Linked DNA regions of Homo sapiens: region 2 is linked to region 1. Evidence: read pairs that join two places in POLR2A ChIA-PET (ENCODE). Cell type or tissue: GM12878. All regions are shown on one strand. Each heading gives the region's core, and the rest is flanking DNA. Links, peaks and the distances in the headings are about the cores only.

Region 1 (2,914 bases), core at 256-2,755:
CACTGCACTCCAGCCTGGGCAAAAGAGTGAGACTGTCAAAAAAAAAAAAAAAAAAAAAAATAGAAGTCCCCTATCAATCACCATTTCAAAATCAGTGAAGAGAAAAGGGAACTGCAGAAGCCAGCAGCACTGAAAGGTGCCCGGGACAAGGCAAGGCTGCAGCACGATTCAAGCCCTTCGCCACTTCACCGACGTCACTCTCCCTACACTCAGGACTGGGCAGCCTTTCTAGAATCTGCTTTCTGTACAATGCAGTACCTGCACATAGCAGGGACTCAAGAGAGGTTCTATTATTAACACCTTCTCGGTAGGTTCTTGGGGAATAGAGTCAGTTTTCAAAGAGTTCCACAGTGTGGCACTCAAGACAGGGGGCTCTGGAGCCAGGCCGCCCAGATGCAAATCCTGGGTCTGCTATTTACCATCTCTGTGACCTCGAACATGTTACTTAACCTCTGAGTGTTGGTATACGCTCATTTAAAATGGAAATAATAATAGTTTCATAGGTTTATGTCAAGATTGAATGAGACAAGACATAAAAAGTACCGGGTATAGAATAAGCATCTGGTATACCTGAGCTAGTCACACACAGAGGAAAGTAAATTACCACCAGCTAGACATTTTCAATCTATAATAGCCTGTGCAAGTAAAACAAAGCAAAAAATAGAAACACTCTCTAAGGGCCATTGAATCAGTTAGGATTAGGTTTAGCTACGTGAAATAAACAAATAACCATCCCACCCCATGCCCACACACTCAGACACATACACACAAAAACCCCAGCAGTTTAGAAATACAGAAATTAGTTTCTCTCACACATAAAATAAGCCGGAAAGTAGGCAGCCCAAGATTGCACAATCACCTGGATTCAGGCTCCTTTCTCCCTCCTGCTCTGTCGGCTTCCTGGTCCTGGAAGTCTGCTTGGCTCCTACCATCTCATCTCCTTTTTCCAAGCAGTGAGGAGGAGGAAGGTGCAAAAATGAACCTACACCTTACCATTTAAAAACACTTCACAGACTGGCCTTTGTGGCTCACCCCTATAATTCCAGCACTTTGGGAAGCTGAGGCAGGAGAACTGATTGAGCCCGGGAGTTACTGAGACCAGGATGGGCAATGTAGGGAGACTCTGTGTCTACGAAAATTTTAAAAATTAGTTGGGCATGATGGCTGACAACTGTGGTCCCAGCTACTCAGGAGGCTGAGGCGGGAGGATCACTTGATCCCAGGAGGTTGAGGCTGCAGTGAGCTTTGATGGCACCACTGCACTCCAGCTTGAGCAGTAAAAGCAAGATTCTGTCTCCAAAATAAAGAAATAAATAAAAATATTTATCAGCTATTACATCCAACATTTCCATTAACATCCCATTGGCCAAAATTTGGTCTCATAGTCTTGTCTAGCAATCAGGAGGCTAGGAAATAGTCTTTATTCTGGGTGGGCGTGTGCCTAGCTAATAACTGGGGGTTCTAGCACAAACAAAGGAGAGAATGGATATTAGAGAGGAAAGGAGCATTCCATTCCCCAGCTGGGTGGATAACAAACTGCCTCTGAGCAAGAAACATAATGAAAATATTCAAACACAGGGAAGGCTGCCCCAAGATTGACTTATTTGTTTATTTATTTGTTAGGGTATAATTGTCAATGGTTTACTTATTGTGTCTTATAGAATCATAAGCTAGATTATGTCCTCAGCCCTCCTGGAAATGCTTGGCAGAGTGTGCGTCCCATTCAACCTCCACAGCGTAAAGGAAAGGGAAGGCACTTGGGGAGATTTCAAAGAAAAGCCACCAGGATGACTAATAGCTCAAAACAATAAGACCTAGGACGCACTGTTAAGGAATGAGTCAGCCAGGGAAAGAGATGGCTAGAGGGTGACTAAATAATGATCCCTTGCTATACAAAGGTCTCTGCACAGAGGAGGAGGGAGTAGGAGCAGGAGAAGAAGGAGGAAGATGACCAGGAGTATGGTCATCTCCACTAGGGGTTGAACGGAAGGAAACGGGAGCAGGAGTGACTTAAAGATACCTGAAAGGACAAATGTGCTGAAGGGGATGCTTGTCAAAATACAGGAGATGGTATAAACATATAGCACGTGGGGATTATACATTGGCATCTCTGACCACCGTGGTATTTGAATGTGCTCTTCACTAAAGCAAAGCTTGAGAGTTTGCGGGGAGGGAGGGGCATTCACAGGTGGAGGGAGGGTGAACGACCAGAACTCCTATGATTTCCTTCTCTGTGCCTCAGTTTCCCTCATGGAATAACCATGTGTTGGAGTTCAGAAAAGAGATCCTATATTGATTTGAAAGATACACTCTGGTTTTGCAGATGTACAGAAAATAATAACTAAACAATATCAGTATGTGGCAGAAGAGATCCTACCAGTAGAAAGGAATGCCCTTTCTGCATTTTAAGATCTCATTTTTTAAATTATAAAAGGAATATAATGGCTTTCCAGTCAAGGTGGCCCCATAAGATGCATGCCATCTGCTGCACACATTCAACAATGTCAAACTAATACACAAAGAGAAAACCAAAAAAGATATAGCATGGCTCAGAAACAAGACAATTATTTACATGGACCAGAAACAAGAGAGAGCTGAATGAGGCAGAAACTAGGACCAGGGGCCGTGGGTCTCAAACAGGCAGTGGTAGTTGAGAATCTGGCTTCTCTAGAGACCAAAGCCAGGAGCCTGTAGAAGCCAGGGGCTGCAGTAGAGCTCTCCTTCCTCCTCTCCCCCAGCGCCTGCTCCTCTCCCACTCCCCAGGGGTAACCACTCTCCCTTTTCAGCCCTCCTGAGAGCCACTCTGTAAGATGAGGACATGTGGCATCTACAGGGCTTCCCACCTCGCTTCTCCTTCCCTGATTTCTATTCAATTCTGCCACTGTCCTTACCTCTTCATTCTGTTAACTATGAT
Region 2 (2,914 bases), core at 245-2,744, 160 kb after region 1:
CCTTCCTTCCTTCCTTCCTTCCTTCCTTCCTTCCTTCCTTCTTTTCTTCCTTCCCTCCTTCTCTTTCTTTTTTTTTTGAGACAGGGTATTGCTCTGTCTCTCCCAGGCTAGAGTGCAGTGGCATAACCACAACTCATTGAACTCATTTCAGCCCCCACCTCCTGGGCTCAATCAATCCTCCCACCTCAGCCTCCGAAGTAGCTGGGACTAGGGGCAAAAGCCACCATGTAGGGCTAATTTTTTATAGTTTTTGTAGATACAGGGTCTCTCTATGTTGCCCAGGCTGGTCTCAAACTCCTGACCTCAAGTGATCATCCTGCCTTGGCCTCCCAAAGTGTTGGAATTATAGGCATGAGCCACTGTGCCTGGCAATTATCTCTAATTTGTAAAACCACCTTGCAAGGTAGGTGCCCTTTGTCACCCTCAATTTGCTATGAGGAACTGAAGTCTGAGAAGCTCGGGTTGCTTGCCCTGGTCGCAAGGCTGGTGAGCGGGGAGCTGAGCCTCACGCACAGGCTGCCTCTCCGTGATGGAGGCAGCCATACCCATGGAGGTCACGCCCTGGAACAGAAACCCAGCCTTGCCCAGTCCATGACATTTGTTTTGTGAAAGCAGATGCTGTGGCATTGCCCTGGCATTGCATCCTTTGGGCAAAGTCTCAGTCAAAGGAGAGAACGTTGTAGTAAAGAAAGCAAGACAGAGCTTTCAACTCTCAGGCCTGGAAAAGCCTGCGCCAGGTTCCTCCTGTGCATAGAAACAGGGAGGCAAAGGAATGAGTTGAGTAATAAGCTCAAGGCTTCAGGTATTACAAACAGAAGCAATAAAATTGACGCTTGGCTGAGTTATCAGGAGGCAAAGAGGCAAAAATCCAATTTAAAAGATTATGCCAAATGGAATAAATCCAAAGTAATGGGATTGCTGAGCCTTAGCTGCCATAAAGGGAAACCATAGCATGTCTTGGTTTACAAAAAAAATAATACGGAGGATAAACACAAGCTGATTTAGTGTTTGGACTTAGTGTTTGGGGAAATCGTTACTATTTTTCCAGAGAGGGCTATAGTCAAGGACTGTGCCTGCAGTGCAATGCATTCAATAAATATTTACGGAGAGTCCTCAGGCCTCAAGTGTTCTCGATGCACCCGAGCCAGTGGCGTGCTGTGTGTGCGTCTGGGGGTGCTGTGTGTGCGTCTGGGGGTGCTGTGTGTGTGTGTCTGGGGTGCTGTGTGTGTCTGGGGGTGCTGTGTGTGCGTCTGGGGTGCTGTATGTGTCTGGGGGTGCTGTGTGTGCATCTGGGACCGGGCGCCACTCTTCTTCATATGGTGCTGCCTGAAACCCCACATCAGGTTTGTGGGATTTAGGAGGACTGGGGTGAACGAGATGTCTCTCATGGGAAGATGTGGATTTGGGAGGCACCACCCCAGCAGAGAGGTCTTTCGTGCCCTTAGAGGGGCCTTCAGCTGGAGGGAGGAAAGCTGGAGTCACTGCAAGAGAATCTCAAACACCATGACTCACGTTTGATTATACTAAAAGAGAAACTGCTTTGCAGGTCTGCTTAAAGATCTCATTGTGTTCCGCATAAGCAGTTTCGTTCTGAGGTGACCGAGATTTTGTAAGGCACAGTTCTTTTCAGTCATTAGTCTGCAGCACCCAGGATAGCCTCATCTCAGCTGTGGAACAGAGACCAAATGTTCAGACGCAGGCACCAGAAAGGGTGGTTCAGAAACGAGGTAAGAACAGCTCTGGCTCTGAGCGCTGTGAAGCACTCTGCTAAGCGCTTTATGCACTGTCTTTGTGTAGCTACTAAAAGTACCTCATCTGACAGATTCGAAGGCTGAAGCTCAGACAGATTCAGTAACTTGCCCAAGGCCACACAGCCAATGATTAGCAGAGCAGGGATAGCAGTACTTGACCCCTCTGCTGTCTGGTCTCTCCTAAAGGGGGAGACTTTAAAGCTAGATAATCGGGGGAACAATTCAGCGAAACAAGTAGGGGTTTGTGCTAGTAAAGGCCACATCCAATTCTGGAGTTTTCTTCTCCTTTGTTTTCTGCTTATTCAGAGAAGAAGATAGTACAGACCTGACTGCAATTTCCCCACGCTCAAACAGTGTCTGTTACACACAACAAAAGCCTCAGTCTATGCAGATCAGGATCACTGACAGAGAATGTCCAGATGTGTGACAAGACAGAGACACAACCATAAAAGTGACATAGTGTCTCAGTAATGGTTTATATAAGAAGCACAGAGGATATCATGTACAAAGAGGGATTTCTATTTGTCTCTTAAAACAAAAAAATTAGTAGTCCAGAGGAAGGAGACTCCCATGCCCTGTGACCCTGGTTGATAAAAAGAGCCGGTTGAATCAAGGTGCATGGGCAGATCTTGGTCCTGCTCAGAGCAGCCCTCCAGGCTGCTGCGCCCCACAGCCAGGCAAGCATTCTGCCCACTCACTGCTGCCGTCTCCCCGGCACCAGAAAGAACCAGCACAAAGAACTTTCCAACTTTTTGAGGATGGGCAGATAGGGAAAAGGAGTATCCCTTATGCTCTCCACTCCTTTTCCCTAACATCCTCATATCACTCTCCTCGGAGTTGTCACCATGAAATTCATTCATTCATTCCTTCATGCTTTGATTTGTTCCTTCCTGCATCCAGCCCCTGTCTATTCATGACTCAACATTCATGCAGCATTTAGTCTGTCAGATGCCATGCTCAGCCCTAGAGTTATAAAAATGAATAAAATGCAATGAGAGAGCATCTTACACCAGTCAGAATGGCTATTATTAAAAAGTAAAAAAACAACAGATGTTGGTGAAGATGTGGAGAAAGGGAACCCTGCTGGTGGGAACGTAAATTAGTTCATTCACTGTGGAAAACAGTATGGCAATTGCTCAAAGAACTAAAAATAGAGCTACCGT

Evidence for each region. Peaks named below come from ENCODE experiments on the same cell type or tissue, not always from the same donor. Only the 100,000 strongest peaks of a DNase experiment are listed, where the experiment ranks them.
Region 2: POLR2A ChIA-PET joins it to region 1 with 5 read pairs; 2 of 35 experiments call an interaction of 5 or more read pairs at or near these places.

The regions. Positions count from the first base shown.
Region 1 is chr13:27,193,585-27,196,498 of GRCh38, forward strand. No RefSeq gene overlaps it. Among named protein-coding and RNA genes, the nearest start is that of USP12-DT, 23 kb to the left of the region's middle. RefSeq lists an enhancer at 1,229-2,428. In GM12878, for the core only: no CTCF peak of the experiment used is centred there; no DNase peak of the experiment used is centred there.
Region 2 is chr13:27,351,767-27,354,680 of GRCh38, forward strand. No RefSeq gene overlaps it. Among named protein-coding and RNA genes, the nearest start is that of GTF3A, 71 kb to the right of the region's middle. RefSeq lists an enhancer at 1,401-1,470. In GM12878, for the core only: no CTCF peak of the experiment used is centred there; a DNase peak (open chromatin) is centred at 1,615; H3K4me3 peaks cover 866 bases; H3K27ac peaks cover 302 bases.